2 separate regions of the Homo sapiens genome follow, and region 2 is linked to region 1. The links are chromatin loops, found by intact Hi-C in ENCODE. Cell type or tissue: OCI-LY7. All regions are shown on one strand. Links, peaks and the distances in the headings refer to the core of each region. The heading gives the core; the rest is flanking DNA.

Region 1 (5,379 bases), core at 264-5,263:
ATTGCTGTTGTGCTTAGAATATGCTATGAAATTCATGCTCATGTTCCAGCTGTCGATGTCCATATCTGATTATGTGCACTGGAAAACAATGTGTGGCCACTGAGTGTGACTTCAAAGTGAACTTGCCTCTCTTTCCCTCTAGGCTATGTGGTTGATGTTGCAGAATGATGAGCCGGAGGACTTCGTTATAGCTACTGGGGAGGTCCATAGTGTCCGGGAATTTGTCGAGAAATCATTCTTGCACATTGGAAAAACCATTGTGTAAGTATACCTGAGAAATGACTACTTGTAGCTCTCTGGCAGGTATGCACCTGAGCTTGCTGAAGCCTCGGTTCTGGCTGTCATCTTCCCCCTTCACTCTCCTGAAGAGCAATACAGAAAGTTTCAGTGTAGAGTGGGGCCTTTGCTCTGCTCTGCATCCAGCCCTACTTGTGTTATTTGTCAGATGTTGGTCAGCATCTAAACCAAGTTTTTCCACATTTCTTTCATCTTTCTTTTAAGATGTTTTTGGCCAGGCGCGGTGGTTCACGCCTGTAATCCCAGCACTTTGGGAAGCCGAGACAGGAGGATCATGAGGTCAGGAGTTCAAGACCAGCCTGACCAACATGGTGAAACCCCATCTCTACTACAACTACAAAAATTAGCTGGGCGTGGTGGTGCGCGCCTGTTATCCCAGCTACTCAGGAGGCTGAGGAAAGAGAACCGCTTGAACCCGGGAGGCAGAGATTGCAGTGAGCTGAGATCATGCCATTGCACTCCAGCCTGGGTGAAAGAGCAAGACTCCATCTCAAAAAAAAAAAAGAAAGATGTTTTTACTTTCATTTATTTTTAAATACTATTTTATTTTACTTTTTTTAGTTTTAAATGTTTTGTCTCAATATAAGCACCTTCTTTTTTTTTTTTTTTTTTTTTTTTTTGAGACAGAGTCTTGCTCTGTTGCTCAGGCTGGAGTGCAGTGGTGCGATCTTGGCTCACTGCAACCTCCACCTCCCAGGTTCAAGCAATTCTCCTGCCTCAGCCTCCCAAGTAGCTGGGATTACAGGCATGCCCCACCATGCCCAGCTAATTTTTGTATTTTTAGTAGAGATGGGGTTTCATTGTGTTGACCAGGCTAGTCTTCGAACTCCTGACCTCAGGTGATCCACCCGCCTTGGCCTCCCAAAGTGCTGGGATTACAGGCATGAACCACCACGCCTGGCCAAAAACATCTTAAAAGAAAGATGAAAGAAATTTGGAAAATTTTCCAAATTTCTTTCATCATGTTATGTGAAAGAAGCCAGACACAGAATGACAAGTACTGAATGATATCACTCCTGTGAAATCTAAAGAAAGATGATAGAGAAGCAGAGAGTAGAATGGTGCTTACCAGAAGCTGAGGAAGGGATGGGTGGAAAGAGGCTGGGGAGAGAATGGTAAATGGGTACAAAGTAACAATAAGATAGGAGAAATAAGTTCTGGTATTCTGTTGTACAATAGGGTGTCTAAGGTTAACAATACCTATTGTATATGTCAAAATAGCTGGAAGAGAGAATTTTTAATGTTGTCACCAGAAAGAAATATGTGCATGAGCTGATAGAGATACACTAACTACCCTGAATGGATCATTATACAACATATACATGTGTCAAAATATCAAAATGTACCCCATAAATGTGTACAATTATAATGTGTCAATTAAAATTTTAAAAACAAAAATAAGAACACTCAGAAAAAGAGATACTGCCCAATTATTTTGTGAACATTTTGTCTCAATATACTTCCAATTTTATGAAAAATATTGACAATTCGTGGCCAAGAGTTACATAAATTTGTTTTGCATGAAAACTTTGTGCAGGAAACTAATGACATTAATTATAGAAAATTAAGGCAAAAATAAGATCTTTTTCAAATTTTACGTATAATATGGGGAGTTGGAAAATAGCATATAGATAGGAAGCAAGAAGATATAAAATAATCTTTGAAGTGTAATTTGGTTATGTTGATTCTTTTGGCCTTCTATTTTATTTTTTAAAGAAGATACCTCATTTTTCAAAAAAAAAAATTGGCCTTCTTCTCTTGTGGACTGAAAAATGCATTGTTGGATTGATTATGTTTGGAATTGAGGGTTTTTTTATACTTTTCAAATATAAAATTTATGTTGCTTCTAAGTAACCCTCCTTTTTTTTTTTTTTTGAGACGGAGTCTCACTCTGTCCCCCAGGCTGGAGTGCAGTGGCACGATCTTGGCTCACTACAACCTCCGCCTTCTGGGTTCCAGTGATTCTCCTGCCTCAGCCTCCCAAGTAGCTGGGATTACAGGCATGGACCACCACGCCCATCTAATTTTTGTATTTTTAGTAGAGACGGGGTTTTACCATATTGGCCAGGCTGGTCTCAAACTCCTGACCTCAAGTGATCCGCCCACCTCGGCTTCCCAAAGTGCTGGGATTACAGGCATGAGCCACCGCACCTGGCCCAAAAATTTTAATTAAAACGTATAGTTTAGCAGAAATTAATATCTGCCACTCTCATTAATTACTTTTTTTAATAACTCTCTAACATATTTTAACAAATTTATATTGTATATGTGAATAACACAGATTATACTTAAACAAGTTTAATGAGAAAAATAAGATGTAAGCATAACATCTTATTCTTTAAAAAATATGTGCACTTTTGTTTATGTTCTCTGTAGGAATCAAACATGACATTTTATTATTAGGAGTGTCCTGTTATGCTCCAAAAGTTGCGAAGGATGATACGCATGAATTATTTTTTAAATGTGTGAAGTATCTATGCTAATAAAGGCTTAAGCATAGTGAAACTGTTTAGTACTATATTAGGAAAGGGAGAAAAGTGAATGGACTTTCCCAGCAGTCAGAGTTCTTCTGTTTTTCAGGAACTGAAACTGAACTCAGAGTAGCCTTAGGTACCTGGTGCTCCTTCAGGGCCCCTCTGCTTCTTGGCTCCAGTGCCCTGGGATGTTGCCTCCATCCCTCAGCTGCTCCCCATGGCAGAGGGCAGTCTAGACTGCCTTTCTGGGGACACAGCCTCACACAGTCAAAAGAGGAATAGAACCTTTAAGAACAATCCACCTAGAAAAATCCTGAGGAAGGACTGTGGCTGGCCCTTGTGGGTCCTGCAGTTATCCCTAGACCTGTCGCTGTGGCCAGCGTGGGACTGGATCCCAGGCCTTGGCCTGTTTTCAGGGTGTGAGGATTCTGGGATGAGCAGCCCCACTGAAAGTCCACTGTTTGAATGCGGGGGAGCAGGGTCTTCCCCTATAGCAGGATGCTATTGCAGAAGAACGGCAGGATGTGCTCCAAGACAGACAGAGACAGCCCATGCTCACCGCGGCACGCAGGGAGTGGTTAGGGCGAGCCTGGAGGCATGCCAGGAGCCGCACCCCTACTGTGTTTAATTTCCAGGGCTGGGGCACTATTGCACTGAGAAGGAAACTGAGGCACAGTGCAGTTCAGTGCTCTCCCCAGGTCACACAGCAAGGGAGTAGCAGAGCCAGGGTCTGAAATGAGTATGTTGTGACCCAAGACGCTCCTCTTTCCTTTATGTGCACTTTTTATCCTTCTTGTTCATATGCTGTCAAAAAAAACTTTGTGATAGGATATTTGCAGTGAACACAGACCCAGGTCTTCATGCCTGTGGGCATCGTCTCCTTCCCAGGTTATCCTCAGTGCTCTCAACAGCTGACGGTGCTCTGTAAATACTTAATTAAGCACAAGTGGATATCCCAAAAGCCAGCTTATCCAGAAAGTCCTCCCAGAAACACCCACTGTCATCCTGATTTCCGCAGATTTCATGGTTAGCCTTATTCCCTCTCATATGGTGGGGACAGCTTGAGGGAAACCACCATGCTTCCTCCCTAGAGGCTTGTTGGAGCTGTCCAGCTAAGGATGAGGAGGATCTGCATTCAGCCGAGAACATGGAGAGGGAGAGGAGCGATTGATTTGAGTCTTAGAATCAGCGGGATTTGGTGAACAGCCAGATGTAGAGGGTGAAGGACAGCCAAGCTCTCTAGTCTCATTAGCATTGCCATTAATTAAGCTAGAAAGCTTTCTGCTAGCTCAGAGTTCTACTTGTTGTGCTTTGTGTCCTTGCCTCATATTACATGAGGCTGTACCGTATCAGACACACCAATCAGCATCTGGAACATTCTCACTTTTGCTATTCTAAGCTCTGCTGTCTCTTCCCATTTTTGTTATCGTTTTTAAAATTTATCCGTTGTAATGTTCTCCGAAAAGGCTTGACACGTGTCGCCATCTGTATATTTAGAATCGACACAGATATTTCCTCTTGAAGTCTTTGACATCACTTGAGTAATTTGAATAATTTTTGTTTTGCATTTATTAGAAAATAGCACATTAATTTGAGTTTGGGTTAGTAGAAGATATTCGGGGAAGCAGATCAGTACCACATGCAGTCCTGATAAAATGTAAGGTAACGTTTTAAATTCTTACACAGTCATTTGTATTGAGAAAGGCAGCCTTATGACAACTGCTTTCTTTTGATAGCATCTGTGTGTGTGTATGTGTGTGTGTATGTGTGTATATGTGTGTGTGTATGTGTCTGTGTGTGTGTATGTGTATCTGTGTGTGTATGTGTGTATGGGTGTGTGGTGTGTGTGTATATGTGTGGTGTGTATGTGTGTGGTGTGTGTGTGGTATGTGTGTATGTGTGTGGTGTATGTGGTGTGTGTGTGTGGTGTGTGTATGTGTGTATGTGTGTCTGTGTGTGTGGTGTGTTTGTGGTGTGTGTGTATGTGTGTGTATGTATGTGTGTATCTGTGTATGTGTGTGTGGTGTGTATGTATCTGTGTGTGGTGTGTGGTGTGTATGTGTGTGGGGTTGCGTGTGTATGTATGTGTGTATGTGTGCATATCTGTGCGCGTATCTGTGTGTGTGGTGTGTCTTTGTGGTGTGTGTGTATGTGTGTGTATGTATGTGTGTATGTATGTGTATCTGTGTGTGTGGTGTGTGTGTATGTGTATGTGTATGTGTGTGTGTGTTTGTGGTGTGTCTTTGTGGTGTGTGCGTGTGTGTGTATGTATGTGTGTATGTATATCTGTGTGTGTGGTGTGTGTATGTGTATGTATGTGTGCGTGTGTATCTGTGTGTGTGTTTGTGGTGTGTGTGGTGTGTGTATGTGTGTGTATTTTTGTGTGTGTGGTGTGTGTGTGTATCTGTGTGTGTGGTGTGTATGTGTGTGTATCTCTGTGTGTGTGTGTGTGTGTGTTTGTGTGTGTGTGGAGCACATTGCATTGTTGGGGCTCTTTTTAGTGCTGTGTTTTGTTTTTCCTTTCACATCAACTTACCACTAAGTATGTAGTGTGAAAAGGAAACACTTTTCTCCTACAATTAAGATGATAGTAGGATAACCCAAACAG
Region 2 (5,379 bases), core at 325-5,324, 74 kb after region 1:
AATGGAGAGTGTTCTGTTTTAATGTTTTGGCTCCTTTTTATTCCCAGTGGTTTTTTTTGTTTGTTTGTTTGTTTGTTTAGACAGAGTCTTACTCTGTTGCCCAGTCTGGAGTGCAGTAGTGCGGTCTCAGCTTACTGCAAACTCCGACTCCCAGGGTCAAGCAGTTCTGCCTCAGCCTCCCAAGTAGCTGGGATTACAGGCGTGCACCACCACACCCAGCTAATTTTTGTATTTTTAGTAGAAATGGGGTTTCACCATGTTGGCCAAGCTGGTCTCAAACTTCTGACCTCAGGTGATCCGCCTGCCTTGGTCTCCTGAAGTGCTGGGATTACAGGCATGAGCCATTGCGCCTGGCCCCCAGTGTGTCTTAAAATATTACATTTTCTACCTAATTTTTATAATCTACAGTTTATAATTCAAAGGCCTTTTTATCTTATTAAGATATATTACGAAGTCATTTCTAAAAGAGTTTATAAATCTTCAACATTTATTTGTTCTCCAGTATCCTATTTTAGCATTTTAACAGAAAGTAACAGTATCCTACTTATTTGGAAACTCAGCCACAAAGTAACTGAATAAACTTTTTATACAAAGCAAAAAAAGAAAAAAGTAAACACCTCTAAGATCAGCCTTCTCTTTTGAAATACCTTTACACTGAGGTATATTTATTTACAAAGACAAATATATGCTTACATTTTTATAGAACATCTAAGTTTTATTGAAATATTAGCAAATCAATAGCCAGGTACGATCACTCCCTTCATTCACCCTGGGACTTGTGCATAGGCCAGACTCCCGGGATGTCAGCCGCATGTGATGTGGAGATAACTGTGATCTTATTATCTGAAATGTTTGAATACGGAGAGGGTCCCAGTCTTCATTAGAAAGAAACTTAACCAGGACAGTAAATATGTTCAATTCCTCTTAAAATGTCCAATTTACTGATAAGTGGGGCACATTTTTTTTCATTTAAAAAAAATTGGAATGGCCACCTTAAGGCAAACATTTGAGAAGAAGAAAAATAATACAAATATATTACTTACAAAACAATACAAAAGTGTCTCAGACCAAAAAAAAAAGAAAAAAAAATACAAAAGTGCCCATTCCATGTTGCCATTAGACCAGTTAGTCTTCAGACAGGACTGTCACCATCAATTTTTCATTTTTAAAGGATTTTAATTCTTTCAGCATGTTCATATGGTTTTATAAAGCCCCAGATACCCAGCAAATCCCCTTGGTGTTGTAAGACAAGATTGCTGTTAAAAAATGTTTAGGCTTAGTCAGCTTCTTCTCACTGCTGACTTCACGAGGGGCTCTGGGAAATGGTGTTTATACTGAGCTTAAATTGATAGGGCAAGTTTAATGCAATTGGGTCAAAGGTACAACTGCTTAGCTGGTCTCATCAACCACTCAGGTTTCAGCATGGGTTTATAAAGAGCAGTCTGTAATGATAACATCTGGCTGCTTGAGCGTGACTGCATTTTGCCTGCTATGATTGAATGGAATTTAATGGTGGGAGGAGAAAAGCTGGGGCAATTTCATTTTTGAGTTATGGTTCTAGATAGATAAGACAAAATGGTAGACTTTGATTGGTCTGAGGCCGGCCATCTCGCAGATTGCTTAACAGACCTGCTTCTTCTATAGAACCCTACCGTCACCACTCTCAAAGACAGCTGTCCTCATTGAGTCAATGGTAGAGGCATGGGGTGGGCACAGCTGCTCTAGGCTCATGTGTGTCTGCACGCTAGGCCTCCTCTTTGGCATTGCTCTTCTCGCTGAGTTCTGGTTTGTTGCTCTGTGGAGACTGTGAAGGTCCTAGCGCTCAGCAGAAAACACAGTGCCCTTCCCCCAGAGGGTGCTCCATTAATGGGAGAGTTGACTCCATTCACTGCTGGGCAGAAGGTGGATAGAAAGCCAGTGCCAAGCTGAGTTCAGGCTGTCAAAGAGAGGAGATGAAGAAGTTAGTTCCCAGTCTCCACTATCGTTCCGCTTAGAAGGACACTGTGACCTTGAGGACCAAAAATGTAAATGTCATAAGTCAGCCGTAGACGTTACAGGAGAAGCCTACTACGCAACACCTCCAGAGAGGGACCAGCTTAAACTGTAGCTCCGGATCCCAAGGGTCCTTTTCATTCTGTGGAAACTCGGTGATTCCATTAGTGATCACACCACCGTCACGTGAAAAGCTGACTGTATAATTTCATATTGCCTAAGGTCTTTTATAGTCTTCTCAACTTCACCTTTGGATCATTGAGTGTATAACCTTTTAAATTTGCAAGAACTTTTAATATAAACAAGTAGGTAGACAAACAGGTAGGGATTTACCTCCCTGGTGTAACTAGGCTGAGAGGGTAGAGGAAGGGTCAGGGCTGTACACTTAGCACTTAACCATATTTCCTCCATAAATAAGAAATATTCTTGGTCTTGGTGCATCATCAGGACCAACAGGAGAGGAACCCTAGCCCACCAGATCCACACTGTAAAATAAAGACGGCACAGAAAAGGAGGGGATGCAGGTACTGTGGTGCAGGGGAGAGGATGCTGGGCAGAGCAGGACTCCCGTCTCTAGGATCTCAGAGCGACTTGACCCTCAGGGACTCTCACGGCCTTTGCTGCTTCATCCATAACAAGGGGCAAATGCCTAATCAGTTCACTTCCCATACACTCAGCCCACTTATATGAAAGCCCTCCTGTAGACCGGAAGCCCTACATGAATGGAAGTGTCGTTGTCACTCCTCTGCTGATGACCCACTTGGCTGTCAGTGTGCCCAGAGGTCGAGTTTAACTCCTCCAAGTCGCTGAAATTAAAAATACGGTCTCCAGAAGGAAATAGTCTATGTATTATAGGACTCAACTTGACATACCAAATCCAAACCTACCAGATATATTAAGGTGATATTTAGAAAGTAGTTCTTATTTGAGCTCAGGAGAGCTTTTTCACACAGCGGGCTTCCTTGTAGCCTGAAGACATGATGATATGTACACAGACCCTGTTTTTCTAGGGCTGTTTAGCTATTATGTGTAGCAAGGCACACGTGTATCCTCCTTCATCCAGTTGTGGCCCATCGAGGCAGGAGTATGTGGCCCCCAGAGAGCAGAAAGGAGGCCTCCTGCTCTGGTCCTGGTAAAGGAAGGAAACCAAGACATGGAAAACAACAGCAAAGCCTTCTGCCCCGTGCACCTTCCTGGCAGATCTCATTCCTACCCAAATGGGTAGGAAAATGGGGGAAAGTAATGTATAAAGTGAACCCCAAGTAAGTATTCTGTTGTACTAACAAGCCAGAGGTCTGTCTCCCTTCCTCTTTTACATTCATATTTCATTGTCACTTTCGATTCTTAGGCTGGCCCATTACCTCCCTCAAACAAGGAACTGAAACAAATCTCTTTAAAGCAATCATGGTTATACATTTTATATTTCATTGTCACTTTTGATTCTTAGGCTGGCCCATTACCTCCTTCAAACAAGGAATTGAAACAAATCCCTTTCAAGCAATCATGGTTATATATTTTGTGCCCTTAAAAGTATAAGCCAGGAGGGGGGAGAGATAGCATTAGGAGATATACCTAATGTTAAATGACGAGTTAATGGGTGCAGCACACCAACATGGCACATGTATACATATGTAACTAACCTGCACATTGTGCACATGTACCCTAGAACTTAAAGTATAATAATAAAAAAAATTAAAAAGTATAAGCCACCTCTGAATATAGTGATCAAAGATAAACTGCCAACTGCCACTTCCACCAGTCATACTCTGTCCAAGAGATACACGTACTCTGTGGTAGAGATGTGCAAAGCCAGCTGAGTATGCAGAAGTCTATCTGTATTCACATAGCACGTGTGGTGTGTGAGAGCGATCCTGGTGAACAATAGTGACGTGAATATGTTCATTCTACAGTTAGGACGCTTCTAACTTTAGTTTCAAAATGTTTCTACTGCACTATACCTTGGTATCAATGAGATTTTTAAAAAATCTCTACCCACATGTGAAGCCTCTTTACTACTATATAATCACTAGTACTTTCCAAATTAAATATTATGCTTACATTATTAAACATTAGCATTGCCCCCTGTTAGGCCAGAACTGTGGCTGATCAGGGAATAGTTTACATGAGTCTCAAACATGTCAATGTGACAGAGTGACACAGTAAATCACCTCTAACCAGTATGGCTTATACTCAAAAGCACATTGCTTTCAGCTTCGTTATGTGATTGTCCGTGCTGTGCCTGTAGGAGTGGCCAGACACCATGAATCGGGGACTCTAGGGAGAACAGGACACTCATTCATCTCACGCCTCTCTAAGGAGAAACAATTCCTCTCCTCTGAAGAGAATACTCACGGTCTCCCATGTGAGTGAACGATGAAGTTGTAAGAACACTCCCCCACCTCACTGTTGGTGACAGAGGACAGTGTGGTTCCAGGGGGTGGGCAGGTGAGAGGGTCCAGAGAGTGAAGGAGATGCTTGGATGATCCAGAAATCTGGGGCCAGCTCATTGGCCCAGACTTTCATTAGTTTTGACTGAAGGCTGACACAAGATTCAAGTAGCAAAGGGCAGATTCTCGGCCTTACAGAGAAATGATAAAGATTCCAAGAGTTGATTTTTGCAGTAAGAATGGGTAACATTTAAGAAACACCAAAGTAAAATTTGACTAGGTTACTTCTTTTTCTTTTTATAAGCAACTTTTAGCCTAATTATTGTAAAGAACTATAACGGGGCATGCATGTGATTTATTTGTTGAAATAAATGTAAGCACTTATCCAACAAATTCTTACTGGGTGCCTACCGTGTGCCAGGCACTGCTCTGGGTCCTGAGGGTGCTAAGCCAGTAGGTGACTTATTCCAACAAATTACAACAAATAAATTACATGCTCCCATTCATACAGGAGGGCACAGACCACAAACATGTTAATAACATGTCAGGAGGAGATCTGTGCCATGAAGAAAAATAAAGCAGGGTAAAGGTGATCAAGGAAGGCCTCTCTGATGAGACATTTCAGCAGAGCCATGAAGGAAATGAGGGAGCAGGGCACACGGATCTTCACCAGTCACCGGGGGACTCCTGTGCAAAGGCCCTGTGGCAGGTGTATGCTTTGCCAGTTGAAGGAACAGCAGTGGGGCCAGTATTCCTGGCACAGAGAAATGGTGAGGGCAGTAGCCACAAGCAGTCACATAAGGCGGTGCAGGCCAGTGGTAGGGTTTGGGGTTCCAGGCTGTGAGGAGGAGGGCCGCCGTGTACTTGCATTCACAAAAACATCACTGGTACCTTTGGAAAAATTCCGCAGGGGCAAGGATAAAAGCAAGGAAAAGGGAGCTTGGTTTCCTGCTCTTCTAGGAGAGATGATAGCTAAAATCTCTTCTAGGGAACTTTGGGA

Evidence for each region. A loop is a pair of places that touch in the nucleus more often than their neighbours do. Peaks named below come from ENCODE experiments on the same cell type or tissue, not always from the same donor. Only the 100,000 strongest peaks of a DNase experiment are listed, where the experiment ranks them.
Region 2: it touches region 1 in a loop (5-fold over the local background); 1 of 110 quality-filtered maps calls a loop at or near these places.

Annotation. Positions count from the first base shown.
Region 1 is chr6:1,737,350-1,742,728 of GRCh38, reverse strand. GMDS (GDP-mannose 4,6-dehydratase) reads left to right here. Exons shown (of 11, transcript NM_001500.4): 8 at 143-261. Among named protein-coding and RNA genes, the nearest start is that of FOXC1, 130 kb to the right of the region's middle. RefSeq lists an enhancer at 2,724-3,063. In OCI-LY7, for the core only: no CTCF peak of the experiment used is centred there; DNase peaks (open chromatin) are centred at 2,868 and 3,308; H3K4me3 peaks cover 2,129 bases; H3K27ac peaks cover 2,070 bases.
Region 2 is chr6:1,663,405-1,668,783 of GRCh38, reverse strand. All of the region lies in intron 9 of GMDS (GDP-mannose 4,6-dehydratase), which reads left to right. LOC107986514 (a long non-coding RNA gene) reads right to left here. Exons shown (of 2, transcript XR_001743788.2): 1 at 2,880-5,379; 2 at 462-1,936. Among named protein-coding and RNA genes, the nearest start is that of FOXC1, 56 kb to the right of the region's middle. RefSeq lists enhancers at 3,034-3,203, 3,214-3,443. In OCI-LY7, for the core only: no CTCF peak of the experiment used is centred there; a DNase peak (open chromatin) is centred at 3,383.